Regions from separate parts of the Mus musculus genome. Here region 2 is linked to region 1. Evidence: chromatin loops called from intact Hi-C (ENCODE). Cell type or tissue: gastrocnemius. All regions are shown on one strand. Links, peaks and the distances in the headings refer to the core of each region. The heading gives the core; the rest is flanking DNA. Region 1 overlaps Med13l (mediator complex subunit 13-like). Region 2 overlaps Med13l (mediator complex subunit 13-like).

Region 1 (15,736 bases), core at 4,064-12,063:
TTCCAGTTCAATTACCCTGTACTCAGACTTCCACATGGAAACCACATGACAAAGCCAACTTCTTCTAGATCCCCGCCTCTCAGGCTGAGGTACTGAGCACTCACCAAGCCAGTGCAAGGCCCTAGGTTTAAGCAACAGAGGGGAGAAACGGATTCTGATGTATCTGAAGAAGCCATCAACAACTGGTAACAGCTAAACTGCAAACGAACCAGCAAGGTGAATGAACCATCACGCAAGGGTGCTTGCTCGCGGTCAAGCTGGACAGCCTGAGTTCCAACCCACATCCCAGAGAGAGAGAGAGAGAGAAAACAGAGTCCCACAATGTGTCTTCTGATCTCTACAGATGAACTGTGGTGTGCACGCATGAACATGTGCACAGAAATATACACTCTCTGAAAGAATGAATAAAACTTAAACCATCTTAGAATTTGACAGAAAGTGTGTGTTCTACTCTTTAAAGAAAGAGTCTCAACCAAGACAGTGCTGGGTGAAGTTAAGGGACTAATTCACACAGCCCCACTAACCACAACAAAAGCCACCACCACGTGTTCTGTATGTACTAAATCTATCAAAACCAGAGGTACAGGCAAAGCAGCAGAACCTCGACTATTTCCTATAAGCCATTCAAAGTAAGACGGAAAAAAAGTCAAGGTAAAACTACTTTCTACTCAAGATTGATCAAATACCTGGCACCTAAGACACTAACTGTAAATATCTCATCACTGTCTGGTGTCAGGGCCATTATCTATTCCTAGTTTACAGCTACTGTAAAATTAGGTACAGCAAGTACAAATAAAAATGATCCTACCAATAAACTATGTGAAAAAGCAGCATTCGTTATGGCACACAGCATGAATGTGGAGCCATAATCCCTGCTGATCAAACAGCCTTATTAGTTCTACAAGCACCATGCCTGTAAGGAGTTCGACCAGCTCCTGATCAGGACAAGCTGTGGCTTCCCAGACACACACTGTTTAAAACAGCGGGTCCACACAAAATGTTCAGGACCTCATCTCACACAGCCAAAGCTGTGAGACCACCTTTCTCAACACTGAACCTCCATGTGATTCCTTATAGTGGCAGAGCTGTGGTACACATCTGCAATCTTAGCACTTGAAAGGTGGAAACTGAGTGAGTTCAAGGCTTTCCAGGAGAAAGCAGGGAAGAGAACAGCCACCTTAGACAGTCACCTGCGGTACTCATTAGCATCTGTAACATGTGACAGACAAGGATATTCAATGCAGTAGAGTCGGCTTCTGACACATAGGCACCATCAAACACCTTTGCCCTTCTCACACAGACATGCTGCTGTCCAAGGATGCCACTGCAGGCCTGCTTTTCATTATAAACATCTACCAGGCTACTTTCTAAAACAAGCTAAAAATACAGTACCTGAAACTCAGCACAGAATATCTGAATTTGTCTGCTTTAGGCTAAATATATCTCCATGTGAATAGCATACTTCCTTATGAATAGCAAACACCAAAATAGCTCGCATTTAAACAAGTTCAAGATCAACTGTGAAAAAGAAAGTCATCTTAGTGTTAAGACGGCCCCTTTCCGAGGTTCACGCCTCAATTCTCAGACAGGCACTTGTAGATTAGTCCCTCCAGGACACTGCTATGTCAGGAAGCCTGCCAGGCAAACAAAAGCCTTTCATATTTAACTCAGAAAGGCATCTTGCCTCCTCCCCAAGCCCAGAAAATTGAGAAGTAAAAGTAACTTCCAAAAATGAGATATTCTGCATGTACAAGAAAGAGGCTACTGGCCGGCAGCTGGGGCTCTAATCTTTGCCTTTTCTACAGCACGCACACAAGAATACTTGTCTTAATCCCTTGTATTCCTTTTTCAGTCAAGTCAGTTGTGCTGTGTGATCAACTCTAGACTGGAAGGTGCTCTGTCACCACAGGCCCTAGCAGCCTTCCCACTCAGTCCCACTACCTTAACAGCTCAGACAGCTGCATCGTCATGTGGGCAGCACAGAAGGCCTTTAGCTCAGCCCTAGATGGGCCTCAAGGGTAATGTGCGTTGGTTGAACTCACTGCCAGGGTCAAAACAAGACCCAATCACACAGACGATGCATTCGCCAACACTGAGTTTGTAAGAGGGTATGTGGCCCAGAACTTGTGGGAAAGTCTAAAGCAAATCACTGAACACTGACAGCTGTAGTGGATCCAAGGCAATCTCTTCAGGTAGCATTGGGGCATCAGCTCAGTCAGAAAAGAGTCTACAGTGAGTGCCAGAGATTGCACTACGGGAGCTTGTCGATGTGTCCTGCGTATCTGTGTGTCCCTTATGGTTCCCATACTTGAGACCAGTTGTAGAAACCTTAGCTGCTAATTCTACTCATAGCCAAGTAGATTAAGTCCTCATTTCCAACTAGAGAGGCATAAAACAAAATCAAGTGGAAACTGTGCTATAAGCATTTCTCTATTACTAACCTCAGCATAGTGATCCACAAACCATGTTAGTCTCCCTACTTTCAGCACAGAGACCAGAGAACAACTCAAGGCAGCCTAAGCACTACCTGCTACCTCACGCAAGCCTCGTGCTTTCCAGCATGACAAGGAATGGATGGGTAAATAGAAACGGAGAGGCCTTCTCCAACGACCACAGCCAGAGCCTAGCACTGCAGCAAGCCACTTTAGACTGTCAGACCATAACAGTTATCAAGCATTTGTATCAAGTTTTTATTGACCCAAAAGCATTTCATTTACCTTCCATCCTGTTGTCACCGTGGAATCTGCTAGGTTCTGGGATCGGTCTAGACTAAGTGGGTGTTGCGAGGCTAACCTCTAATGCTATCAGAGAAGTGACAAAGGCGGAGACTCCTCCTGCACTTTGGTTTGCAGCTGGGTCAGGCAATGCAAAGACAGACCATGACAAAACTGAGGGGATCCTGCGTGCAGACCTAGCTCACCCACAAAAATCTAGCTCCTTCTAGAAACCCCAGTTTATGTCAGGGATACATGCCCTTTCTTATAGAGAAAAGCAGTGAGAACACAATGTCATTTGGCAGCAAAAAAAAAAAAAAAAAGTGTTAATAAAGCCAACACCAGTTCTCTACATATACCTATGTCTCTAAAACCTTTCAAAGCCAATATTCAACTATGCAATTACTTCTTGAATTAGGCCTTTAGCTCTAGCAACATTTATGAAGTCTCCTGATTTTCTAGCCATACACTTAAATTGGCCTCCCTGAATAAGGGCTACAATTTTATCCTTTTAATGAATAACAACCCCAACTAAATCTTAAAAAGTTTGCTATGCAAAGACAAGCTTTTGAAAGAAAAAGAAACCAGAGGGCAGGAGAGATAACCGAGCACGGCACTACTCAAAACTGACATGCAATCAATGGCCACACCACACACAGCATGCTCCTCGCCAAATTAATCCCATTCATGCATGAAATATAGTTTACCTACTGTCAATTGACATCTCTGCTCCAAAGATAACTAACACTTGGTGAAAAGAGATTTCGCAGGCTATAGAGGAGGCTCAGCAGAGACTAGTGCTCGCTGCTCTTACAGAGGCCCCCAGAGCAGCTCCACACCTACAGCTCCAGCTCTAAGAGACCCAATGGCGCTGAGCTCCTCAGGTGCCCACACTCACGTGCACAAATTCACACACAGACAAACACACGCACACAACATAATTAAAATAATAGAAATAATTTTTAAAAGATATTTACTTGGGCTCACTGTATACAGAGTTTTCATGTTGGGAAAAACAAAAAACATTAGACCATGATATCTCTGCTTCCCAATAACAACCCCCAGATCAAAACTTTATTTGACTTTTGTCTAAAGCAATAATCTTTATAATTTTGCCAATTGCTTAATTTTCATATCAGTGGAACACAAGCCCTCCCTTCACATTCTACCTCACTACAATCTTGGTATAAATGTCTCATTTTTCTTTTAAAAAAACCTAATTACATGGTTCAGTAAGTTGCCTGCGGTAACACACTGATGTTATTTACAGTAGAAAGTTAAGACTTCAGCTTGCTCTCACAATTTCAAGCATGTGTAGGTTAATAATTCTAGTTCACTGATTCTCTTTCTATTCTTCATATGAAAGAATCTGAGTAGATATCTTTCCATAATTTTACAATAAGACTTTGTTACTCATTCAAGTGTTAATAAATGTCACATCTCTTCAGTATGTGTAACTCATTAAGTCAAATATTTAAGTAAGCATGCATGTTCACACAGTCATCATACAATACTACTTTATAGCTTTGGCAAACTAATTCAAAACAAAATATAGGAAAATAGAAATGTGATACCAATGTTTTAGGCCGGCTGTAGTGACACCCATCTTTAATCCCTGTGAGGCTCCAGCCATCCTGGTCTACCCTCTCATATATTCTTAGCAGTGGTCTGTACATGCGCCTCTCATATACCCCTTAGACTATAAATCCCTCTAAGTGAACTCACAAATAGAAGCACCTATACAGCCACACACACTCACGAGGTTCCCTGCTTTGACACGCGGCAGCAGTCTCAGTTCTATTTAAGAGTATACATACAACAAGCTAAAACAACTGTCTTCCTCCTGCAACAATTTGGGTTTGCTATGAAACGTAGAGAAGGGACCAGCAAGATGGCTCAACAGGTAAAAGCCCTTGCCACACAAGCCTGCAGACCTGCATCCAAGACCCAGACAGAATCTGTGGAGGGAGGAGAGAACTTCCAGCAGTTGTCCTCCAATCTCTACTGCTTGACCACAGTAGCACACACACACCCACATGTACACACATGCACACATGTCCACAATAGCACATATATCCCCACAACATGTACACACATGCATACATGTTCACAGTAGCACACACACACCCACATGTACACACATGCACACATGTCCTCAGTAGCACATGCACACAGAGAGAGGGAATGTATGGGAAGTGCAGATACATTTCCATGAGCGTGTTCCCTTTGCTGCTGTGCATTTGTATTATTCCCCAGTCCCCACCCAAACATTAAAACTAGAAAATAATTATTTCAGCTTGAAAGTGGGCATTAATATTTGGCACTACCTGCTACCCAGAACAGAATCAATTGCTTAGAAAAATGCCAAAATGTAATTCTCATCTGCGAGCTCACGGTGGTCAGTGCAGTAGCAATGGCCGACAGCTACATTGCAGTTCCAGAGTGACTGCTGTGCGTGCCAGCTCAGGTCCTTATTAACTTTGGCCTCGTAATCCAATTCATAGTGAGGAAACTCAGACAGTGACAGGTTAAACAGACTGAGCAGAGGCTCCCAGCTGGTCATTAACTATGGAGATATCACTATGCCAGATCCAAAGCCACGCCTCTGGAGCTCACAATGCCCACCACCTTCTCTGGCCTCACTGTGACCTTCCCTCACAGGGCTCCAGATACTTCAAGCATTCCAAGTACACGGCTATGGATCCAACACTGTGTCCTGAAGGAGTGAGCACTGTCATTCCATGGAGGCTGCTTTACTAACGTGCACACATACCATGTACCGAGGCAGCAGCTTGGTGTTTACTGTGGTCTGCCAGCCATATGCTACTAAGTCACATCATGACAAGGTGCAAAACAGAACCAAGAAGCATGAACAGTAAGTACTTCAGTACCCCTGGTAATGCCGTAACAGTGTTGCCTGCCCGAGCCTAACACTCATGCCTGCTGGCGGGACTCTGCTAACATTTATATTGCCCGAAATAAAGTAACTCTTAAATAGGCTGACCGGGAAAGGGCGTGTTACACTCTCAATTCTACTGCAACCAATAGGAACTCGGTTCCTCCTCCACCCCAAGGCTTTCCCTACTACTCTACACCTCACTATGCCACTCACTTTTCTAATTAGATGTCAAATATCTCCTAATGCTTGAGTCACAGACTTTACTTTCAGCCACTTTTACATGCAGAAGTGGACAACCTGTGTGACAGGCTCTAACTTTCCCAACGCTCAGCACACAGAGAAGAGGAGACACTCAGGAGGCCACGGCTGCTCAGCAAGAGGAGGCACTTACAGTTCTCAAAGGAAAAGAGCATAAAGAAGACACCATTCCCCGGGGCAAACACAACTGTCAGCTGACACCTTTGGCTCAGGCCCATGCTCAAAGAGCAGTGTCCTCCACCTCTTTCAGTGGTCATCCTGCTGGCCAGTATAATTAAAATGTAGTGTGTCTGCTGAAAGTGGCCCACACCTTTAACCCCTGCACTCGGGAGGCAGAGGCAGGCGGATTCCTATGAGTATGAAGCCAGCTTGATCTACAGAGCAAGTTCCAGGTCAGCCAGACCTACAAAGTGAGACTTTGATTGTAAAATAAATAAATAAATAGCATTTCTATAACTTAAAACAAAACAAAAAAAAATTTTTTTAAATAAGTCAATCTTTGCTTAACTCTTGCCAGTATATTCTCACATTAATGACCTACGTGTGTGACATGAAGCAGCTCGGGAAGAGCAGTCCATGCTTACACGAGTTTTAATAGTGCTGCAACAAGCTGGTCTCACACAACAGCACTCACTTTGCTATCAAGCCAGGCCATGTGTTTTCTAACTTGTTACGAAATGAACTGAAGACATCAGGAAGGAGAAACAGAACCAAAAGTAACAAGGAAGAGCTGGGAGGTGGCTCAGCAGGTAAAGGTGCTTGTCACTAAGTTACCTGAGCCTAATGGCTCAGCAGGTAAAGGTGCTTGTTACTAAGTTTCCTGGGCCTAATGGCTCAGCAGGTAAAGGTGCTTGTTACTGAGTTTCGTGGGCCTAAGCCTTAGGATGTCTCCACAGGTATGCCATGGTGCACATGACCTCCCATCAATCAGTGATAGTTTAAAATATTTTTTTAAGATGAGAAACTAAAGGAGAAAAATGTTTAAAAATCCACACATGAAAAAACTAAAAGAATGCAACAGTTTTACATTCAAACAAACACAAATATAACCTACCAGCTAGAAGCTCTCTTAGAGACTCTGAAAACCCAAACCGTAGGTGGTGTGAAGCTCTAGCTGCATCTACATCACCTACTAATTACACGAGGTTTGGACATGGACATAAATTCTGAGTCTGCGGATGAGCGCACTAGAAAGCAACCTCCCCTAGATAGAGTGAACATACACTAGAGCATCAGGGAAGAGGTTTGCAGCCCAGAGGTAGCTCAATTAGTCCACTGTGCTATACTGCCCCCTAGCTGCTGTGGCAAGATACACCACCAACAGGAGAAAAAAAACAAAACAAAACCAAACAAACAGGGCTGCCAACAAGTTTCAAGAATTTGGCAGGAAATCCTTTAGGCAAATTTAGAACCTTTAAAGCAGACCCACAAGAATACACCGGAGTTTGCTTTATGTCTTCCCGTAATAAATAATAAGAACATAAACTAACGACACATCTCAGCAATGCCTGCAACATTTCAACCACAAACTAACTAGAGCGGATTAAGTTCTAAAGCCAGGCGAGAAGGGCCAGCACTCCCCAGAGAAGGGCCAGCACTCCCCACGGAGACATGGGCTAGCCAAGCAAGGCGCACAGCCTGTCACACAGCTCCACACAGCTCAGACTCAGGGAGTCCTCGGGCAGCACAGCAGCGTGGGAAGGCCTGCCTCCAAACCACAGAACAGCCTGGAACAGCTCCTGACTTAGAGAATTCTGTAGGACATGAATGAGAAACTTGGCGAGAGGAATGGAAACTACTAATAATATTTTCTGCTACTGTAAATGTATGGTAAACATAAAAAATAGTTTAGACTAACAAATATTTTTGCATTAATTCAAAGTTTCCAGGTGTCAGATGCAAACTGAAGTCAAAATTTAGTTAATTAAAAGTTAGTATTTCTGGAATCAGTAAGAGAAATAAACTGAGATACTTTAAAGAAACTTATCTTTCCCGAAAACAGTATCCAAGGTTAATTTAAGATTTGTCCAGTAAAAGATGCATTAGATTTCTGCATTTTCAATTTGCCAACAAAGAGTTGAGCTGTTCACATAGCTGTCTTACTAGTTACTCACAACTCACTATTAATTTAAAAACAGGGGTGCCAGGCGGTGGTGGCGTACACCTTTAATCCCAGCACTCGGGAGGCAGAGACAGGCGGATTTCTGAGTTCAAGGCCAGCCTGGTCTACAAAGTGAGTTACAGGACAGCCAGGGATATATAGAGAAACCCTGTCTCGAAAAAGCCAAAACACAAAACAAAAACAAAAACAAAACAAAAAAGCAGGGTCAGAGCCTTGTCTCCTCCCAGACACTGCCCACTGGGTACACAGTACTCTAACAGTAATGATTTCAGAGGCCAGAAGGACAGGGTGGTGAACCCCTGTACCCCAGTTGGCAAGAGGCTGAGCCAGAAGGAGTGCTTCAAGTTTAAGGCTATATGTTGACTCTGTCTGTAAATGATAAAAGAATGGACTTAAGGTGATCTTACAAGGTTCTAATTTTCAGCATGACTAAGGAAGAACAAGAGAGTTTAAGGAAAGAGAAATGTGGGGGGCGGAGGTGGGGGAGTGAGGCTATTCTTCTGACAAACACACTGTCCACTGCCTGCTTGGGATCTGTTTTAAGCAACTCCTAAATATAAATTCCAAAATTTACAATTGTTCAAAAAACATATGCAAATATTTTTTAAAGAAAAACAAAATCCTTACCCTGCAGTTCATGATGTATTACTCCCACTAGGTTGGGTTCATCTCCCCACCAGAATATCCAGAGCTCTTTGCAATCTGGCTTGACATCACGACGCCATACACACAGCAGGTTGGCTTGCAGACAGCGGATGAAACTTAACAGGATTGGATCATCTTGGGCTGGGGCTGAAATTATGGGTCCACAGTCCCCGTGCCCTCCAAAATTGTACCTACGCCATTTGATTCCTGTGAGTTCAGCCTGGAAAACGACAAAAAATTTGCAATAGTTTTGATTTTTCCTTTTACTTACAGACCACTAAAAGCAAATTCCTATAGGAAGGGAAAGCTGATAAAATAGGCATTTGTATTAAACTTCACACCACAAGGTCTCTTCAAAGGAAGAGCACACATCAGAAGGCTGTCGGGACAAACATCATATTAAATACCAAAATGAAACAAGCTCGCAATCATTATGTGCTGCTGAAAAACTTTTATTCTCCTGACCATTTATTAGGTACCCATATTTTTAAATATTATCTTCAATTATTACTTGCTGTTCAGTTCACAAATTACACTTATTTTAAAACCAAATAAGGGCAAAGAGATTGATCAGTCAGCAGCTAAGAGCACCAGCGCTCTTGGAGGGGACCACAGTTGGATTCCCAGCATCACACAGTGGCTCACAACCCCTCTTAACTCTGACCCCAGAAGCCAGTGCCTTCTTCTTCATGTCTATGGGCACAGGACAGACCTGGTTAACACACATACATGCAAGTAAAACTCTTGTACATACTAAAAAAACTTTTAAATACTTTTATAAATAAATAAAACAAGTAAGATTTTAAAATAACTGTTGAGGCACAGTGGCCCACACCTTAAACCCCAGCACTCAGGAGGCAGGAACAGTGGATCTTCTGTGGGTTTGAGGCCAGCCTAGTCTATAAACCAAGTTTCAGGACATCTAGGGCTATGTAGAGGGACCATCTCAACAACAAAAGTCCAAGTTGATTGTTCCTAACACAAAAACGTGAAATTCACACTGCTTCTAAATCCACACTTGGAAGCACTTGAGCTCACTTCACATTAGGGATAGCAAGCCAGAGAAACATATGTCAACAGCCCTGAATCTGAAAATCCACCATCTGAAACATCTGGACCCCTTGTAGAAGACATTCTGAGGAATTCCCACTCCCTCACCCTGTGCCCCAACCTCAGCAGCCAGTTCAGGAGGTGGGAGTTTTCACCAGGGCAGCACAGCATGCTAAAAGGCTCCTCAGGAAGTAGCTGCTAACACAGCAGCCGGCAGCAGCCAAGGCACATTACACAGAGCCCTGCCTCCTTAGCACGGAACTTTAAACAAGCAAGCAGAGGCCGTGTGTTCTGTGCGCAGTTCACACACTTCTACTTTCGAATTTCCTGAAGCTTAGGTTGGATGAACTGGACAGAACATCACAAAGAGAGCGGGGCTCCTTACTTAGTAGCTACAAACTGGGACCATGTACTGGACCAGAGCAAAGCTGACTCACCACAGTCCTGTATCGAACAGCCCACGTGCCCCCATCCCTTCATTTCCTCTCCCACAAAGCCAGTCATTCTTATGGACAAATTCTTTAAAACAGAAGCACCACAGGGCAGAAAAGTAACCATCTGCAACCCAACCGGGACTAACTCCAAGTGCTTAAACAGCTGACACACAGCATACGTATGTGCGTGTATTTAAGACAGAGTCTCACTATGTAGCCCTAGCTGGCCTTGAACTTACTGTGTAAGCCAAGCTGGGCTCCAATTAAGCAAGCTGCACTTGCCTCCTAAGTACTGGGACTAAAGGTGCAGGATACCATGCCTGGCATATTTTCCTTAAGCAACAAGGTATCCCCAGTATTTACATAGCATCTACATTGCATCAGGCAAATGTAATCTTAAAGACCATCCTAGGTGCATGCAAATCCTGCGTTTCTATGCTGCCTGGGGATCTGAGGCGAGGCAAGGCAAACAATCCTGACAGGAGGACAGCTGGCCAGCTCTCTGAGCTCTCCCTGGCTGAGGAAGTGATTCCTTGGCGCTCCCCTCTTCTCACTGCCATGCCTACACTCTTGTCTAGTTTTCTGTTCAAGCCCCCATGTTTCTTCTAATAAAAGTAATATCTCTGTGCTTTAATCAGAAAGCCTAGCATTATTTTCTAAGTGTCAAAGGAGATAAAGTAAAAACAGAGTAGTTCGATTTGGAGAAGATACAGAGAACACTCATCACTTAAGCAAGAACACTGTCCTACGCCCAAGAACCCTGGGCGGGGGAGGGGAGGGGAGCACGGGCGCCAAAGACACAGGACAAATCACTATGACAGGGACCATGCTGTAAGTGTAGAAAACAAGGGCACAGTAGAGACCTGCACCCTGGCTGAGTCTGTCCCCAGGAAAGCAATGCACGGAGACACACGGAGACTCACTGGAGCACGTTCACCTGTAGTGCCCACCCTCGCAGCTGGGCAGGAAAATATCTGGATGACTCCAAACTGCTCTCTAGCCCCAGCTTCTGCGCTAACTTCCTGTGCCTGCTCTCAGTGGCAGAGGGAAGCCACTGTCACCTGCTGTGCTCTTCACAAAGCTGTCCATGCAACAGTGTGCTGTAAACTCCACACAGCACTGCCTGCCACAGGCTAACTAGTCAACCAAAGGAACTGGGAAACTTCCAATTATTTCAAAACATTCGGTTCCCTTACTTTAAAGCTAAAATTAAGTATTATAAAAGTCTACCTCGGTAAGCCTTGACACCTAACAGATGACTATGATAAAGCCAACATGGGGGGGGTGGGGGAAGTGAGGTGGGGGTTTCAATCTTGGCTCAGTGTCTAGTAAGGGCAAAGCTGAAGACCCAGCACCCTGTCCCAGCACAGCTGCTATCTCCTATGAGTGTGGAGCAACGGTCTTTGCTCACCTCCTCTCAGCCCCAGAGCAATGGAACAGGCCTTGCAAGAAACCTCAGAAATGAAACCAAGCAAGCCTGGGTCTAAAGTCAACACGGGCTCCTGATTACTGAGACACTAAAACTCTCCAACCCCTCTTTATTTTTTTAGTCTTTCATTTATTTACTGTATAGAAGTGCTCAGGGTGGGAGTCAGCTCTCTCTACTATGTGGGTACAAGGGATTGACCTAGGTTCTCACCTCATCAGAAAGCCCTTTCACCTGCTGAGCCATCTCACTGGCCCTGTTTCCCCCATTTCTGACAAATGCCTAACTCTAACACTCGAGCTTTTCTTTTCAAAGTCTTGAACCAGCCCTGAACCTAGTGGCACAAGTGCAGCCCTAGAGATGCAGGTCGCCTAAAGGCCCAGACCTGCCGAGCAGAGACCTGGGAATAGTGCAGGGGCAGAAAGCTCTCTGAGCATGGGTGGCTGGCCACAGGTTCAATCCCTTACTCTCCAAGTCTTTGTTTTTGTTTTTTTGTTTTTGGAACAAACCTTTAAGCATTTTGATATTCAAATTATCCTAGAGCTATATTTATGTTAAAAGAATAAACAAATGCATAATTTCAGGTTAGTTCTAAAATATAAAACCAAAAAGGTAGAGTTTACTCTTCAAGGAGCAAAGGTGGTCCTCCCATGTGAGCAGCTCCAGCACTTGGCACTGAGAGCCTGACTCCACTGGGCCCTTGAATTCTTCCCCCTGCCTCAGACCTTCCAGCCACGTAGCTCAAGAAGTTCAGATTCCTCACAGTTAAATAAGTCATCCCGAATCATAAACCTGACAAGCGACAGGTCCCAAACATAGCTACATTGAAGCCACAAATGAATCTGAAACATAAATTCTTTCCACTCTGCCATGCTCCTTCATGGGGCTAATGTTAAAAATTAGCCCTGGAGGATTAGAGAATCAGACAACGAAAGCACCATGGGCTCAACTTAGCAATGATGCGAGTGTACGGCCATGCTCTCTAATCTAAGAATGTTCATGGCTCTTTCTGTGGTCTTCCTGGGGCAATAAAAACAATTCATAAGAGTGGTTGCACCATCTCAATAATCCAGAGACTCCGATCCTTACTGCCTCAGGCACGTACACACGATCACTGGAGGACAGTATACTTCTTGGAGGATATGTATTTTTTTGAAAAGAAACTACCTACCCTAACAGAAAGAGGGGATGGGGGGAAGGGCTGTTTAACAGGGGAAGTGAAGGTTTTCTGAAAGAGGAGCTGAGCAGATGGAACAGCTGACAAGAAGAGAAGGCCACTGCAGTCAGCTGGCAAGGATGCTGAATAGATTCAAACAGACCCAAGAGCAACGCCTTCCCAACCAACACCCTACGTGTGATGTGGAGCCTCTGTATTGATGTAGTCTTAGTCCTTAGGTGCACAGCGTTCAAAGAGCTCTTGCTTTTCACACTAGATATTTCACAGCCAACATCATATATCTGCAACATAGCCCCAGAGTTAAAACTCGATTCACTGGTGCGACAGCACAATGAACCTACAGATGTGTTGTTGGTAAGAACAAACTGAGGTCTGCCACCACAGCTGGACAGTGCAGGAGATAAGAAGCATCGGTGTGGAGCTGCTCTCGACAGCTCCATGAGGCCTCCATGAGGTCAGGAGGCCCACTCCAGCCGGGGGCCTCAGCTTTAGGAGCTATAAAGTGCTACGGCTGACCTACATGCCAGAAATGAGCTCACCTCCTGCCCCAAACTAATTACATCTCACTGGCAAAGGCAACTGGTAAATTACACAAACCCTTATCAGACAGCTCAGAACCATCAGTGACAACATTTCCAGAAGATACTCAGACTTAAGAAACCTACTACTGGGCTGAAGTGGAGGAAAGAACTCTGTGGTCCAGCATTCGCTTAGCATGCGCAAGGCCATGGGAGGCGGACGACATGCATCTCTTACTGCCAACATAAGTGCCCTAGAAAATCTCAAGTGTGCCTTTGCCCTCTCCCTACTGTGACAGAATTACTACTCTAGCAGATTAGGAAAATACAGTAAACACATTAAATCACCTCACAGATCAAAGTTAGGAAAGAAAAACAAATGTTGCATGTAATGGAAAGCTTTTGTTACAATGTAACTAATCGGCTCCAGGTAAGAACGGCAGGGTAAACACACACACACACACACACACACACACACACACACACACTTACTTTTGCTTCTGCTCTTAAACCACACTAAGCATCAGTGAAGAAACTTGTTTCTTTGGGCTATTCTCTCCCTGAACTATAGACACAACAGCAGTCAAGACAAAAAAGAGCATCTGCTTTTCAAAACCCGTGCTGCTGGTACTCAGAAGGAAAGATGTGGCCCTGAGTAACCAACCCCAGAGACAGAAAAGGTGGGATGCAAGCCACTGGCAAAAGTGCTCTTCAGCCTTAGGAGCTGTGGACACCAGCACCTCCTCTTTGAGGGGTTGAGAAGAGGAGAGAGACATGGTAAGAAAATAGGTTGAAGCCTGTTGACCAGGCCTGAGAGATTGAGACATCCTCCCACTGTATCCCAGCAAAGAACAGAAGAAACTTCTCCAAAGACAGAGGCCATGGAGGAGGCAGAGGCTATGCTACGGAGGGGGCAAGAGCAATGGAGGAGGCAGAGGCTATGCTACGGAGGGGGCAAGAGCAATGGAGGAGGCAGAGGCTATGCTATGGAGGGTAAACCTCTATGTACACAAGGATAAGGTGATAGCCAGGGGCCACCTTCCCAGTCAACCCTGAAGTACCAGACAGCTGATAGCCAGTCTAGAAAAAAAAAATCCCAAAGCAGTCTGGAATCTTACATGCTACAGAGAATGGCCCCAAAATACTAACTCAAGTTCTCCAAACAAAAACAGCCTGCTCCCATGTGTGCAGGCACTGTAACAGACAACACTCATACACTGGAAACTACTGGCAGCTTTGCCATCAACGCCTCTATGACCAAGGGCTTCTGATGAGCTGAGGAAAACCAGGTCCAGACACAAAAACTAATACAAAGTTTAGAGGAAAAACCTAAGTGAGAAGAAAACATCTGGAGCATCCATCACTGATTCTCTCAGAAACTGCAGAGCTGGCTGAGTGGTTATGAGTGCTGGCTGCTCTTGCACAGGACCAGGGTTCAGTTCCCAGCACCAGCAGAGTAGAGTGCTCACATCCATCCCTACCTCCAGTTCCAGGGGATCTTGATACCCTCCCTCTTCTAAATTCTGCAGGCACCTGACAAGCACATATTGCATATACAGGCAAATGACTCTTACATATAAATAAATATAGGAAACCTTACAGAACATGTAACCATTTAAAACTGAAAGGGAACAGAAGGCTCAAAGAAAGTAGAATTAAAAGAAAACTCAGTGAAATACATGGAAGATGAAGTTCAGGGACTCAAACACACACAAGGCTGACAAAGTAAAAACTGGGCAGGTAGGGAAGGTGGGAATTAAATGGGAAGATGAACCAAGAAACTTAAAGCTAAGCACAGACTCCTAGAGCCGGGCTGCAGCCCCCTGGTTGCAGCACAGACCTGAAGCTGCAGCTCGCTGCAGAGCACTTGCCCAGTGTGCCTTAGGTAACACTATGGAATAAAAACTCTAAGAAAAAGAAAACAATGAAGAATTACCTAATGTAATAATTCATGGAAACTTCTCTCTAAAAAACCCTGTGAAACACTACATGGACAGACCTCTCTGGATACCTAAAAGAACTAATGAGATGGGCCCCACAAAAGGCCCCACTCCACTGTGGCACACTACAAGACAAGACCCTCCAGCCTCCATGAAAGAAGACATCACATGAGCAAGAGGGCAAAGTGCGGTGACTCCCAGAGTCTCATGTCAGATCTGGAGAGCCTCAGGCAAAGCAGACGGCAGCACAGAACTCCCGAATGCAGAGCAGGAGGAGCAAGCCCAACCACTCAACTCCTCGTGTGTGAGGAGCCTCCTTTCTCCAGGTCTGCATGCAGAGTGTGAGCCACGAGGGAGAGAGGCTAGGAGCCTGTGGGAAGCCAAGGAAGGCCCACACCCAATGACAACTACAGGCCAAGCTTGTACCAAGTGACTGTGGCGGGTCAGACGGACCCAGTAAAGACCCCTCAGGAAGCTGTTGCTGGTCATATGTCCACTCTGACTGAGGACCCCGAGGTTTCAGACAACAGGGCCAAGATGAGGGACACTCAGG
Region 2 (15,736 bases), core at 3,048-11,047, 110 kb before region 1:
CTGCCTCTCGCTGCTGTAGTGTCCTTCAGGTGCTCAACAAACCACAAGCACCCCTAGCCATGGCACTGCTACAATGGTGGGAAAGGCCACACTGGCAAAGTGACAAAGGTGTCTTGTGTCATCTCACCAGGTAACCAAGTCACAGTTCCCTGGTGTGATGTTACCCACTTACCCCTTGTCTCCAAAGATGCACACAGGCATCAGGCTCGGTGCCCATTGCAGGTACACTAGTACCATCCAGGCCATTTCCTACTAAGACCCTCCCTCCTCTTACAGAAAGGACAGGCTGAAAACTATCTGAGTTCTTAGGCATTCTACGCAAGGGCACAGCTGCAACCAGGCTTGGAAATCAATGTTGCTCCCATTAGCTAGCTCAAATCCATGGCTGTTCACTTAGACCCCTGCCATCTGGTGTACTGTGTATGTAATGAGATTTGTGAATCGACAGTGAAAACATGGGACTGTACCAATACAACTAGTGCACATGATGTTACATGCATGCTCTAGGTTGGGCGCTGTCGTCTGTTTATCTTATGTTTGCCCGTGTGAGTCTATACACGCCATGTATGTACATCAGTCTGTGGAGGCCAGAAGAGGCCACTGGGCACCTGGAGCTGGAGCTACAGCTTTGTAAGCCTCCGTGTGGGTGCGTGGACCCAAACAAGGGCAGCAAAATTAACTGTGGGGCCACCTCTGGCCCTCACAGGGTTTGTATCCTAACAAACCCCAAGACAAGAGAAAGAGGAAGAAAAATGGAAGCAGGAAGGTAGCTGATGACAGAAGGATAGTGGTGTAGGAGCTTCTAAGTCTGTGGGATCAACTGAGCTGCTGGCTTCAGTTCTCTTACTTTACAAACCTTTCCTAACTGTCTGTCTCTGTCTGTCTGTCTGTCTGTCTCTCACACACACACATATGACTGTGTGTACTCCTATTGTCTAATGGCACTCTGCCCTGTGCCTTCAGCCAGTGACTCCCTCTAAAACCCTGCCTCCCAACACATATACCATGGTGTTACACGAGAGTGAGTGTAAAGTCACAGCAGCTGCTGCTGCTGCTGCTGCTGCTGCTGGGATCACAACTCAGGTCTTCACGGCTGCACAGCAAGCACTCTGGACCACTAAGTTTCTCTTAGGCCCTGAGTTTCATTTTTCAAGTCACAGTCAAGAAAAACAATGACGCACACAAACCAGTCCTCCTGAAGTTTGTTCTTTGTATTTTCCACCTAAGTAAGGTGTTTAATGTCTGAAAAGTATAAGCAAGAAATGCTGAAATAATTACCTGGAGTTTGTTCATAAAATGCCATTTTAAGTACCTTGATGTTACTGATGAGACAATTTATTGAACTGTTTTCATAAAAGTAAATTCTTCCTCTAGGTACAGCCAGACTCAGAGGCTGCCGAGGGCCCATTGCTAAGCTCAGTTCAGAGTACTCCCTCAAAGTATCTTTTTATTGGAAGCTACAAAGAAGCTGTCAAAATGGTTTGGTTTGTTTCAGAGAAATTCAGGTAAGTACAGCACTGTGGTCTGTGGGCAGTGGAGGCCCTCAACCCCTCCTTAGACTGTGGTGGGTCCCTAGATAACAGTGGGTTGGGTTTTTTTTAAAGATTTATTTATTTACTTTATGTATATGAGTACACTGTAGCTGTCTTCAGACACACCAGAAGAGGGCATCAGATCCCATTACAGATGGTTGTGAGCCACCATGTGATTGCTGGGAATTGAACTCAGGACCTCTGGAAGAACAGTCAGTGCTCTTAACCACTGAGCCATCTCTCCAGCCTCCGATACCAGCATTTTAAATAGCATATGTACAGGTGTGTAATAGGAAGGGTGTGGAGTCAGGAAAGCCTCACTAGCTCAGCAGCCCCCCCTGGCTGGACTACTGCCCACTGCTGGGCTGCACACTCACTCCTGGTCTGCACTCTCACTGCTGGGCTGCACACTCACTCCTGGGCTGTACACTCATTCCAGGGATGCACACTCACTCCTGGGCTGCACACTCACTCCTAGGCTGCACACTCACTCCTAGGCTGCACACTCACTCCTAGGCTGCACACTCACTCCTAGGCTGTACACTCATTCCAGGGATGCACACTCACTGCTGGGCTGCACACTCTCTGCTGGGCTGTAGACTCACTGCTGGGCTGCACACTCACTGCTGGGCTGCACACTCACTGCTGGGCTGCACACTCACTGCTGGTCTGCACACTCACTCCTGGTCTGCACACTCACTGCTGGGCTATACACTCAGCACTGGTACAGAGCTGTACCACACCTGGGGCTAGCGCTGCTGCTCTTTTGGTAGAATAACTGGCCTGTCCATTCCTCATCTTTAATGTTTAAATCGAAGTAAAGACCAAATCTGGCCCCCGGTGCTTCTCTGGCCTGGCCAGAGGGCTCTGTCCTGAGCCACTCGCCGCACTGACTCTTGAGTCAGGGTAACCCCTGTCATGAGCAGCGCTCAGATCGGCTTGATGGGAGCAGAGACTGAATGAGTATTTCATTTTCCTTGTGATACTTTCCTCTTCAGGTTTTGCCTGTCTTCTAAACATTTCTACCATTTTTCTAAGATACTAAGAAGCATCTGGAGTTCTGGGTCAAAACACAAGGTCATTCAGTCATAGCGTGGTAAGGACTGTCTGTGTGATGGGGACCTTCCCCACAAGGAGTGACAGACAGGCTGTGAGACTAAGTAAGGTAAGTACTGTCACACTGGGTGAGCCCTAGGAAGGAAGTGAGCTTCAGGATAGATGTGCTGGGTGTGGGACTGGTTAGGAGGGTGGGGTCTTGAGGAGAGGCTGAAACCAAACCCCTTCCTTGTTTGAAGAGCCTGAGGTGAGCCCAGTGCTGTGCTATGTCACGCACCTCTCTTCTGGGACCGCATCCCAGTGCTTCAGCCCAGTTGGCTTTGGAACTTGTAGTCCTCCTGCTGTAGCTTCTATAATAGCTGGGATCACAGGTCTGTGTTAGCAAATGCGCTTCTAGTTTCAGTGTTCAGACCTGGGTTTAATTCACTGTTGAACTATGTAACAATTAACAAATGATGAGAAAAATACCTGGCTAGTCCTTCCCAGGGCCTGGCCGTGGGAACTGTACCCTGTCTTTGCTGCCTGGTGGGGTTTTCCATCCTTATTCTACCACCCCCCGCCCCATTTCACCCCCTATCACTTAGATAAGGGGAAAAAGAACGATAGGGGGAGCGGAGATCTCTGAACCTAATTTCTTTTTTTCTTTGAGCATGACTACTAACAAACTGCAACCAATCCCCTGAATAACCAATAACCACTTCTCAGGGCTCTAGTATTTACATACCCTCTGAAAATTTTCCAAAATTCCAAACGTCACCCAATTGTAAAAACTATCTGCTGCCGGCAAAACCACACCTCTGCTAGAACACGAGGCAAATCATACCCAGCTGCTGCAAAGCCACCCCTCATCCCCATACCTGGAATTAAAATGAAAAATTCTGACAATATTTCTGTGTTTTTTAAAGAAACAAAAAATCCCGAATTCTCACTATATGGGTCTTTCCCTGAGTTCATGTCACTCATCATGGAAAAGGCTGCGGAGAGGCAGAATGTGTGGGTGACACCTGGGGCTGCGGCAGGAGGGAAGAGCTGAAGTCAGACAGCTGGGAAGTAGCTCGCTGAGGGAAGGAGGCTGCCACCAAGCCTGAGGACCTGAGTTGGATCCCAGAACCCACATGGTAGAAGGAGAGAACTAACTTCTGTAAGCTATCCTCTGACCTCCACAGAGCTGTACACACAAATATACACAATAAATAAAATACGTAAACAGGGTGGAAAGGGTTGAGTTTCAGTCCAGCCTCAATTATTTGGTAGGAAACTGTCTTTTAAACACAGCACAACACAATACAGATCGGGCTGCTTCAGTACAGCGAGGTACAAAACAGAGCGTTCTACCTTGAAAGATTGTTTTTCTTTAAAGGTTCCTATTAGAGTAAATGGTTTTGACCACGAAGGCACCTTTGAAGGCTGTTGACTGGCCTGCCTTAGACCAGGGGTGTCTGGAGAAGGCTTTGCAGAACTGCAAAGGAGAAAGCCCCACTCCCCTACAGTATTTTTAAAGGGTCTTTTACATCTTGAGCTGAGTTCTCAGAACACAGCTATTATATGTGCTTTCAGAATGCACTATGAATATTAATAAGCTCCTATTCTCTTCAAAGGTGTAAAGTGTTTTGATAACAGATTCACAATGCAGAATGCATGCAGATAATTTTTACCTAAATGCTTTCTGTGTAATCAAGTTATCACTCTGGAATTTTCTGAGTTGCCATTAACTAAACCTCTTGCCTCAGTCTATGAGCCCTCTCTGATATCTGCTCTCCTTCCTGAGAAATGCTCTTCCCTCTGGCAGCTCAGACTTTACTAACAGTGTCGCTTGCTGGTCAGGCCTCTGCTTCTTCAGAAGGCAGCACCTGGGCACAGTAGTCTACAGAAGCCTTCACAGGGTCTTAGTAATTCTCATCTTTTCCCGTAATGAATTAACATCATTACAAAGCAATAAAAATACTGTTATCTGTATTTATTTTTCTTCAATTTTAAAGTCAGTTATATTTGTGTGTGTGCCTGCAGAAACCTGGTGCACAAAGGAGGAGAGCAAGTAGGAGCCGGCCGTCTATCACCACAAGACCCTGGGCGCAAACTGAGCCACCTCAGAGGCCATGACTGCAAATGTTTTTGTTATGAGAGATGATGCAGTACTTAACTATTAAATTACTATCAGAGTCCATGAAGAATCACTCTACTAAAAAAGTTATCGAGTGCATCCTTCTAATGCAGTGAGGTCTTACTGGATTTTGTTAACACACGCACACGCACACGCACACACATTACATGTGTGTGAATGCATACAAAAATGTGCACATGTGCAAAATTAGGGATTTTTTTCTACCATCCTATCCTTAGTGCTAAGCTGTTCCCTGGCAATGAAAGTGTCCCTGTGGTGCACATTAGTTCTCTGAGTCTGCAGGGCTCCTGGACTGGCACTATAGTACATCTGTGTCAAAGCGAGAGCTGTGTCCTAGTGACTTAAAGGACTCGTGTTCCTCCTGGGACCTCACTTAACAGAAGCTTTATAACTCAGTTGTCTTTGATCCAAAGGCTGTGAGCATTTGTGGTTAACCCTGATGGACAAAGCTATACAAGACTGTTTTTAAAGCAGCAAAATGGCTACAAGGTCTGCTCTCTTCCATGCTGTGTGTTCTGCAACAGATATCAGCACACCAAATCCGAAAAGGCTTCTCAAAGTCCTGTATTCAAATTTCCCCTGAGGTCACAACTCGGCCAGATGGTTGCCACAGTCTCTAGCAGCTCCTTTAACCCCAATGGGAGAACCCGGGTTGAAATGGCAGCTGTCGTGGATCACCTGCAGTCACCAAAGCACGCCTCTAATCCAGTACCCAGAGGGAGAGGAAGGTGGAGCTTTCTGACTTGAGGCCAGTCTGGACTACAGAGGAAGTTCCAGGTCAGTCAGAGCTTCAAAGAGTAAACAAGTAAATGCACAAGCTTAGTCCTTACCCCAAGAAGTACAAAGTGGGGGCTCTCAGAAGATTTTTGGGTTACTCTGAAAAGAAGAAAAATGTAGAAAAGAGACGGTATCACGAAGAACCTAATAAGACTTCCCATCACTGTTCCTCACTCTGCAGGTCTAGCTGCCTGTCTGCACCTCACCCACTGCTAAATTGTGAAGCTGGGGGTCTATTTTATCCTATGTTTTAAACCATAAGATGCTTGCTTATGTTTTCAAGAACACACAACCATTATAACAGGATCTGACACTCATAGGTTAAGTGGTAGGCACAGTAGAGTTCTTGCCAGTTTAAAAGAAATGTAGCCCAGGCCTCCGACATCTGCCTAGCTCTACGCACCCAGCAAGCAGCAGAAGTGACCTGCCAAGAAAGCCAAAGCAGATGGGAGCTGCAATATGCTGCCATCGCTCAGGTGAACGGCAGCAAGCAGGAAGCCACCCCGCAGCCAAGACCACACAAAAGAAACCCTGACAGGAACCCAACACGGAAGCTTCCCCCCCACACACACAGGGACCTCTCCACACTGCCATCCTCCAGGCCCCTTCTGCTCTCATGACCTCGCCCCCTTTCCTCAGGGCATGGATCAGCCACTCTGAGACAAACAGGAAGCATGAACACGGCAGGGAAAGAAGCCAGAGTGCCCCTCCCATTTGATGACTATTCTATTAAATTATTTACTTAGTGGAAACTAATATATACACAAATCAATACAATATCATGAGATTCCTTTCTGTCCCTATTCAAAGTAATGGTCCTAGTTATGTCTTTAAATACACTACTTCCAAAGCAGAGAAAGGAAGTAACCACGCCAGGATGCACTTTCTACCTTCTGAGATCTCTGAGTGAGTAGCTGACACTCAATGTGGTGTGGCAAGTCCTTTAAAGGCATTCCAAGATCCACAAGTGTCTGCCAGACAGCAGGGCCTCCAACTCAACACTGCTGCGGCCTCTCACTTACCAGTACTCAAAGAAGGCCACAGTTTCCCCAGCAAGAGGAAAATAAAACAGGAGCAGACCCTCATTTAATAAGGTGCTACCATCAGCAAGCATTTATCTCCACACTCTTCCAGTGCCAGACGGCCGTGCCAGGCACATGGCTTCCTCTGCCTTCGGTGGACAGCACCATCGGAACGTAGATGTCATGGCTAATTCCTCGAGCAGCGTGAGTGTCAGAGGTCGGAAGGCCAAAGGGGGCTATGCACTACAACATGGTCAACACCCAAATGGTGACTGATGAAAACCTCATGAAGCTTTTCAAAGAGTGGGAAAATTCAACAGACAGACAGGCAGGTAGACAGAGAGAAAGAATGAATGAGAATGTTGGGACTGCCTGAAAGACAGTTATTCAGGACAAAGGAGACATCGGCACTGAAGTAAAGGAACAAGCAGGAAACAGGCAATGCCTTGGGCGCACTGCACCTACAAAGAATCTATGTTCCAGTAAATGGCAGTGCTTATTTACACATACACACTCACACACACTCTCACACTCAGTATCTAGTTGCTACAAAAGGGGGACAGAATCCTTACAATTATGAACATTTAAATTTGAGAGTGCTATCCTGCAAAGTGTTTTGTTTTTTTAAAGTTCTAACCAAAGATTTCCTGCAGCTTAGGCAACCTCTAGTTCATCGCACCAGTATGCAGCCTGAGTGCCTGCGCACGGGCACTGCTCTGGGGCCTACACTGCCAAAAACCCAGGGTCCTGGACCACAGAAGCTGCAGGCCAAGGAGGAAGAAAGAGTCCGTGTAAAGTCATTCAGAAAATCAGCACACATGTGCAGTGGAGGCCGAGGGCGGGTTATGCGGTCAAAGTCAAACAAGATGACATGCTCAAGAGTTCAGAGCGAAGGGAGCAGCAGCAAGAGAGCAAAGAGGGAGGCAGGCGGACTGGGCAGAGGCCAGAATCCAGAGCCACGTTGAATGTGTGGGGAAGAGAATGCTTAAGAGTGTTCATCTTATAAAGCAGCAGGCAGGAGAGGCTACGGAGTGTGCTGAGCAGAGCACACACTCAGCCTGTGAACCGTAAACAAAGGCATGGGGCCGACTTCAACTGAGGACTGCCATCCTCTGCATGGCTCTCTTCTCAACAGCACTGTGCACAGTGACACAAGGGACAGGCAGAGCAGTCCGAGGAAGAGGAAGTACCACTAGGGGGCAGCACTGGCGAGCAGAGCCCAGGTGAGGCACATCTGAAAGAGGCAGTAAGACAGAAATATGAAATTCAGGAATGAGGGCAGGGCAGGACACCAGCAGTAAGTCAGAGCCACATCGGAAGCCAGGTGAGAAACATGAGCCCTGTAGAGCAAGGAGAGCCCCTCCCTTGGGCTCTTCTCAGGAGGGAGAGCATGAGGAAGAACTCAGCTGTGTTCCTTGTGGTCCAACAGCACCCAGCCATGGGCAGAGAGAAGAAAGAAGCTAGTGAGATTCCCTTTCGTTTTCCTTGTCATTGTAGAAGGTGACTTCTCCATCCCTGTGTGCACAACTCCATCTGAAATTTACTAAACTTTAAGGCAAGTCAGACTCATCCATTCAGATATCTGTCTTTAAAGATTTTCTATTAAGTAAAATTTACTAAGATTAATAATTCAAAAACATTGAGAGCAATTAAAGTTTATAATCATAGACAATGTTGAAGTCAACTCACCTGAATAAACATCATTATTCTACTTAGCAATGGCACGGACCAACTCTGCTAACAGTAATGAAGCAGTAAATGAAAGAATCCTCCATCCCCTTTACACTGAGTTCAGACATGCCCTCCTGATTGTCATCTCCCTTCACCGTGCTGAGAACACTAAGTCTGTGGTGCGAGTTGGCTCTTTTCTAAAGACTAGATGTCACAAAGGCTCTCTGGCTTTCTACCAAGCAACTGGCAGTACCCAAATTCCATCACTCCAGTGAGCAAGCCATCAGGAAGGAACTGCTCAGAGCAGGAGAGAAGGCCACTCTATCCCGACTCAGTAACAGCTGAAAGCACAGCAAAGGGGATCAATGGGTGACCTCAACAAGTAGCCACGTGGCATGCCATTTAAAGCTGCACATGATGTGATGCTGCCATAGTCAGAAATGGACAAAGATAACCACTGAGATTTCTACAGCACAATGTCTTAAAAAACCTCAAGCAAGTGATCCCCCACACCTATGTGTGCATGCAAGTCTCGGGGAAAAAAAAAAAAAGACTCCACTCTGAAATGTGGGAGTCATGTTATTGGAAAACTCACACACGGCATGGGTCACAAATGCCCCTGAACCAACTACTTACTTGTTCTGCCACCCAGACTACTCTGTAACAGCGGGCCACACAAGAACCTCAACATAAACAATGTGAGTGGACACACTTCCTCTCCCTGCAAAGGACAAATGAGTACCGTTCCTCAGAGAGCAGCACACGCCTGGCTCAAGAGAAAAAGAGTTTTCTCTGGCTCTGGTATTCTTACAGCATGTATCCTCAGGAGCTCAGCCTTCCATGCAGCTGCCCAGGGGAGAAGGGCTCCATTAACCCAGTTCCTCTTTATCAATGTCCCACAGACTGAGAACTTTAGATCCCTGTTCAGTAACAATTGGCATCGATGCTCAGACTCTTCACAGGTGGAAGTTGCTAGAAAATCCAGTCTGTGAGCATTGCCCCAGATTCCTTGGACCCTGATGCTCGCTCCGCCCCATATCCTATTCCATCAGGACCACACCTAGTCCCCTCTGCACCACCAAGCACACAACAGAGTATAGTCCATAAAACCACAAAAAGCAATCAGAGGGAAAGGGTTAAAGCCATGACATGTATTAATTTATTCTATGCAATGCATTTGTAATTCTCCCACTTTCAGTCAAGATCACAGTACGGTTTAATAGTCTGGTTCAGGGACCAATTAATCCTTTTATGTTTAAATCAATCACCGAGCCTCTCCAAATGATTCAGCTTCTACATGCTGCCTCCCATCTGATGTCTTTGGGGAGAGAGCACAGTTAACACTGTGTGCCACATTAATCACATTTGCTAATAGAAGAAGAAATGCATTACAGAGTAGTCTCACACAAAACCAGAGTATGCACTAAGCCATGTTAGCATACAATGTCTATGTCTTTGTCTCCTTAATTAAAACAAGCTAACTCAACGTGGGCCAACAGCACACCCTTCCCCTGTCTTCTCATGAGGTATACATGTGTGCAAGCATTCATCCTGGCCTTGAGTAAAATACTTATCCAGGAACAAAACTATTGTCCTGGCTTGATGCTCGTGTTTGTAGACCCGTCTCTCCCATCCCACCCTGACAGGATGAGCTGACATGCAGACAGGGAGAGGAGGAGCGCAGAAAGGCAGAGATTTGATTCAAAGTGGCATGTGTTTGGCACTCTGCCATAAGGCTGTGTCCTTTTACTTGAACAACTCTAAAGTCTATTTAGTGGGGTTAATTCCACATGATATTCATGGGTAGTCTGAAGAGCCTTACCACTGCATGCAAAACAGATGCACACATTTCAGACTATTTTGCCTAGATAAACTTGCCAAGTCCTGCACTGAGCTCAGAACCACAATGCTCTTGTGAACGCCGCGTCTCCCTGTGAGGAGCTACAAAGGAGGCAGCTTTCTGCTTTGCACCTGGATCTCCACCAGAACGAGAGTAGACGACTTCATATTGTGGTGGCTACATCTTGAGTTACCAATGCCTGATTCAGGGTCAGAAATTTCAAAGCTAAAATACTTTGTTTTTAGTGGTCCATGAGTAAGTGGTGCTCTTTTTGTTTTTTAATTTAAGCAAGTAAATTTCTCTGAAGAGTCTATACATGAAAGCCCACAGTGCCCATCAGCTCTGCCCACCAGAGAGAGTGACTGCAAAGCGAATCCAAAGCCGACAAGATGAGCTGTCACAGAGAGGCTACTTCTCTGGACATGTGGAGCATGACAATGGGAGAATCTGGTCAACACTATACTCATGGAAGAGTCCTCATGTCAGGCCCTCCTCACTAATCCGCCCAGATCAAGACTGGATCAAGGAAATAGGTTCCTGTTTCAAAGCTCAATAAAACCAGACACCGCTAACAAGATCAAACAAGTGAACCCAATTTCATGATGGGAACCATGACCTCATCCTAGATATGAAGTCGTCATAACAAACCTCCAGTCACACAGCGTGTGGCTTCCTGGTGACTGACAAAGTGTGTGTGGTTAACATGGGTTTATTCTCTCTTCTTCCTGGTTCTCCCTTTAGAAGACGCTGTCAAATGCTATGTAAGATTTAGACGGACCAAGTGTGGAAGAATCCCTGCACATCATCACTACAAGGCTCCCACGCAAATCTCTAAGGAGTGCAATGCACGACAACGGATAAACCAACAAGCCCCTGTGTGGGTTAACTGAGATATAAGGAGCTCCTGCACGGGGACTCCCTCAGACAGCGAATCCCCAAGAGGGAAACGTACTGCTCTGAGCTCACTGTGAGGCAGTCTTGCAGAGCACAGCACTGCTGGAAGTTGGACTAGACAGTTCAGTAGTAGAAGAGGGATGTGTAGTGTCTGTGCAGCCCTGGGAGCAGTCCCTGACAACTCACCCACAGTGGGTCAGTGAGATGGCTGGGATAAAGACAACACAGCTGCCAAGCCTACCTACGCTGGGACCTATGTGTGGGAGACAACTCTTGCAAGCTGTCCTCTGACCTCCACACATAAGCTGTGCCATGTAAGCAGGTTCACACACAATGAATGAATGAATGAATGAATGAATGAATGAATGAATGATTTTAAACTGCTCAGAGGTCCGTTTGTATACAGGTTTATCTTTTCATAATAGGATATGCTATAACATACATGTCATTGCTTGTGAGAGCAAATACTCTCATTCAGTTTGGTATGAAGGCATCAGATTCACAAAAACAAAGCAAAATGGCAGAGTAGGCATTACGGAGACACTGCCTCACACTGCTGTATCCACAGCCCTTCAGGAAGCCCGGGCAAGGGAAGCACACACACTGGCTTATCTTCGCTCAGAGAAAAGAAATAACAATTGATTATTGCTTTATGTTTTTTTCTCTTTTTAAATATTTTTTATTAGGTATTTTCCTCATTTACATTTCCAATGCTATCCCAAAAGTCCAAACTAAGTATGGAGAAACCAGGGTCTGGAGAGATGGCTCGGAGGATCAGAGCTCATCTTGCTGAGCACCCAGGCTTGAATCTCAGCACCCACACTGTGGTCCACAGCCCGCTGTTAACACCAGTCCTGGAGGATATGGTGCCCCCTTCTGGCCTCTGCAGGCACTGCATGCAGGTGGCACAGAGATGCAGGCAAAACACCCACATATAATTAATAAAAAAAATCAAAATATGCAAAACTAAATAAAACAATCACAAAGGCCTTGGGAATCATTGCAACACCTAGTGAAACACCAGTCCATCAAGCCATTGAACACTTAACGTTACACAAAGCTACTGCTGGGAAGCCATTGCCAAGCAGGTATGATAGCTGCACAAACTGACACTGAGGAAGACTGGCCACCTCGGCACAGTCTGGATGGACATTCAATGCCTTTGTCCTTCATTCAAGTACTGTCCGGGTTAATGAGACTAATTTAACATCACCCAACAACCTCCATCGAGCCTTCAACATGCAGACCCTTTAGCAATGTATATGTGCAGCAGTACAAGACATTACCATGGACTAAATACACTGCTCTGACTCAGAAGGGACACGCCCCACTACAGGATTCTAACACCCAGAGTGTCGTTTACTCCCCTATGCATCGGGTATCTGAAAGCTTTTAAATGAAAGAGGAGGGAAAGCCTCCTCCTATCCAGTGAGGAGGGAGGGAAAGCCTGTTTCTATCCAGTACCCGCATAGGCCATCCCCAAAAGGAACTCTTTAAGGGGGACATGCATTACAAAGTCAACCTGTCAAGGCAGCTCCTTTACAGACTGTATGTCAACGCTGGGAGAGCAGGGACTGCCATGTGCTTCTGCGCTCAGGCTCTCCTGACCCAATGTGCCTGTCATTTAAACAGTACTAGCAACTTGACACCCTTCATAGGCAACAAAACTGTGTCAGTGATTAAAACCCCAAATTAAAGAAAACAGATCAGCATAATGAAATAAAAATACTGCCCCCCCCCCCAATTCTGCAGGGTCTTCAAACAGGCCCAGGGTGTCTCAGGAGTAGTTCCACCACCCCTTCTACTAGGCTGCATCAGCAAACCTTCCCTATGGAAGGTTAGCTCCCCATGGAATTCCTGCCTCCACTCTTCCACCACCTAAGCTAAGCAACACCCTTGAGGCAGCAGGAAACTCTGAGAGAATTTAAGGATGGTAAGGGTGACTGGAGCAGCAGACTGGCCCAGGAAGTACAACTCATGCCAGCACGGACAGCTCTTCGAGTGACAAGGTATTAATAAATAAATCAGAAAGCAGATTTCAAAATATCCAGAAAGCCTTTTCTTTAAGTAAAGGCCCACATCTGAGATCTCTCACAGCAGTTAGCTGGAAGGCGAGGAAGTGCCTAAGTTGCACACAGCTGCCGCCACCACGAGTGATATGTTCTTAAAATCTGTGTGTTTACACTATTTTAGGACCTAGGATAGAGGGCAGACACACTAGCATTCCTGTGTTGTTCCCAAGGTAACGATCCTAGTATCGGCCCCTCGTGATTACTGACTACAAAGGAAGCATGCATGCCACAGTGACAGCTGTACATCAGCAGAACAGAAATGACCAGGTTGTCCTTTGCTGGGACACCAAGAGCAAGTCTCGGTTTTCCACCCAGGATTGGCACTTTGTACCAAGGCAGCTGATTGGAGGGCTGTGTCATTAACGTGCTTTCCCGCACAGCACAGAGAGCAGCCGGTCAGCAGAGGACACCACTGAAAGCACCCACTTCTGGACAGTAGCAATAGCCTCTTTTGGAATGGCTCAGTGTGAAGTCACTGTTGTTAGTGTCTAAGTGGAGACCATCACAAATGGGTGGATTTCCCACAACCAAATGGCTTGAAATTTAAATGATTACAAGATTTTTAAAAAATTGTCTAAATTTTTTCTTAGCCAAAGAAAAAGCATCAATCTTGAATCTATCACATAATTTCTATATTATTTAGTCCAATCCTCTAGCCTGCCTTTTGCAATGAAAGCAATTAAAACTTTGTGTGTTCTACACTGTGTGAGCATCAGGGCAGCTGTGTGTCCTACACTCTGAGAGCATCAGGGCAGATGTGCACTGTGTACGCCCTAAGGCAGTCAAACTACAAACCACACTTAGTTGCTCCAAGGCAAATTTTCTGTTTTACCAGGTGACTTCTAGGTTCTTGGAAACAGGAGTTAAACAAAATTCCATCTTCAAGGACTTTATAGTCCGTGGCACATATAAAACATGGCTAGAGATAAGCACACAAGATAGAGATGTGTCAGAGACAAACTGAGACTTCTAATAAGTACGAGGATCGAGCTTTATGGAGGAGCCAGAATAAAACTGGGCCTGAGGGATTTTTGGAATTCTAATTCTGAGGCAACAAGCAAAGATAGGATGGAGCGCGTGCCTGGAGGCAGCAGCAGCCAGGGTGACAGTCACAGCACAACAGAGGTGCTCCCTCTGTTGACACCCTGCTGTGTGCCTTTAACAGCTGTGCCTGATTCACGGTACCTTAAAGGGGCATTTAATGTAGCAAAGCAAGGGGCGGGGGAGAGGAACTCAAGGACAGAGAGAGAAAAAGAAAGCCTGCTTACTCTCACACGGTAGGTGTGTGAGGAGCCAACCTCAGCTCTGTTAGACAGAGCACAACTTCTCAGAGCAGAGCACTGAGCCGCACTGCCTCAGAGGTCTAGTGAAATGGACACATCTCATTCCTGAGGCTGGATGGTTCTCCTACACTGTCTCCAGCAAGCATTTCCTCTCTTCCAAGCTGAGTCAAACTTTGTATTCTAGGTTCACATAAGCTTGGCAAGGCAAACACTTGCCCAGGTCACAGAGCAAGAGAAGAACAAGACTCAGTTCCCAGCTCCAGCAGCAAGGCGGGCCGTACCTCACAGCAGCCCTGCCATCCCAGCAGAACAATGCTGGAATGTGTCATGCAGCCTACCACCATCCACCACAGGAAGCTCCCGTCCTGCCCTTCTATACCAGCCCAACACAAACAGAGTGCTACAACGCACTGCATTTGGGGGAGCTAAAGCAAATAATTCAAGAAAGGATTGCTACTGAGAGTCACTCAAGTATGTTGTACATGGCCTTACGTGCAAACTCAGTGTAGCTGCCTTCTATCTTTCTGTTACCTGCTACTGTGTGCCTGGAGTTCCACACTTTGGGATCCAAACCCTTGCTTCACTGTGTGCAAGAAAACAAGGCGTATCCAAAACAGAACCCAGGTAGCACTCTGTGACGGTCCTTCTTCCCCTGCCTCTCCATTTGTGGACCCTGTGAGACACCTCTGTGTCACCTGAAATCCAGCAGCCTGGAAGGAGGAAGTGACTGGGAAGAGTCTCCAGGGCGCTAGGCAGCTGCTTGGCTCAGTGCTTTAGGGGCTGTGGTGGTTGTATTGGTCTGGGTTCTCTAAGGGAACAGAACTGGTAGAATAAAATAGAGAGAGCACAACTTTTTTTCAGAATGGCTTACAGACTGTGGCCTAACAATGGATGTCTACCAACAGAACGACCAAGAACCCAAGAGTTGTTCCCTTGAGGAGACTGGATGTCTCAGCTGTCTCAGCCCCATGATGGGCGTCCAGGAGGACTCCTGGGGCTGCTGCTCTTCCATCTCTATGGGACTCCCGAAGAAGCAGGTTCTAACACCAGGGAGGGAATGCCTCAGCAAGAGGGACCAACTCACCAGCAAGGGTGAGGGCAAGCAGGCAGGGAGCAAAAGCCTCCTTCTTCCAAGTCCTTTTATGTGGGCTGCCACCAGACGGTGCCTCTTCACCTCAAATGATCCGAGCAAGAAAATCCCACACAGGCATGCCCAGTGGCCAGGGTTTTAATTGATTCCGGATGCTGTCTAGTTGATGCTTAAGACTGGCCATCGCAGTGGTCCAGAGCAGCAGGTGGAAACGCAGTGCTCAGGTGCATCCACAGCATGGAAGGCAGGAAGGGAAGGATACAGGGCCCCAGCATCTTCCGAAAGAGAGCATCCCCAAGGAGCTCAGCCCCCTCCACCCCATACCACCACTCTGTAGAGTTCCACTCTGTAGTGGCAGCTCAGGCTGCACACAACCC

What was found. Hi-C counts contacts between places; a loop is a spot of excess contacts. Peaks named below come from ENCODE experiments on the same cell type or tissue, not always from the same donor. Only the 100,000 strongest peaks of a DNase experiment are listed, where the experiment ranks them.
Region 2: a loop joins it to region 1, with 4 times the contacts of the local background. A loop is called at or near these places in 18 of 42 quality-filtered maps.

What each region holds. Positions count from the first base shown.
Region 1 is chr5:118,586,455-118,602,190 of GRCm38, reverse strand. It overlaps Med13l (mediator complex subunit 13-like), which reads right to left. Exons shown (of 31, transcript NM_172424.4): 2 at 8,621-8,858. Among named protein-coding and RNA genes, the nearest start is that of Med13l, 34 kb to the right of the region's middle. In gastrocnemius, for the core only: a CTCF peak has its summit at 7,171; DNase peaks (open chromatin) are centred at 7,150, 7,485, 10,620 and 10,954; H3K4me3 peaks cover 823 bases; H3K27ac peaks cover 2,390 bases.
Region 2 is chr5:118,700,389-118,716,124 of GRCm38, reverse strand. All of the region lies in intron 4 of Med13l (mediator complex subunit 13-like), which reads right to left. Among named protein-coding and RNA genes, the nearest start is that of Gm42015, 140 kb to the left of the region's middle. In gastrocnemius, for the core only: a CTCF peak has its summit at 7,700 (motif pointing right); DNase peaks (open chromatin) are centred at 5,985, 6,583, 7,707, 9,891 and 1 more place; H3K27ac peaks cover 823 bases.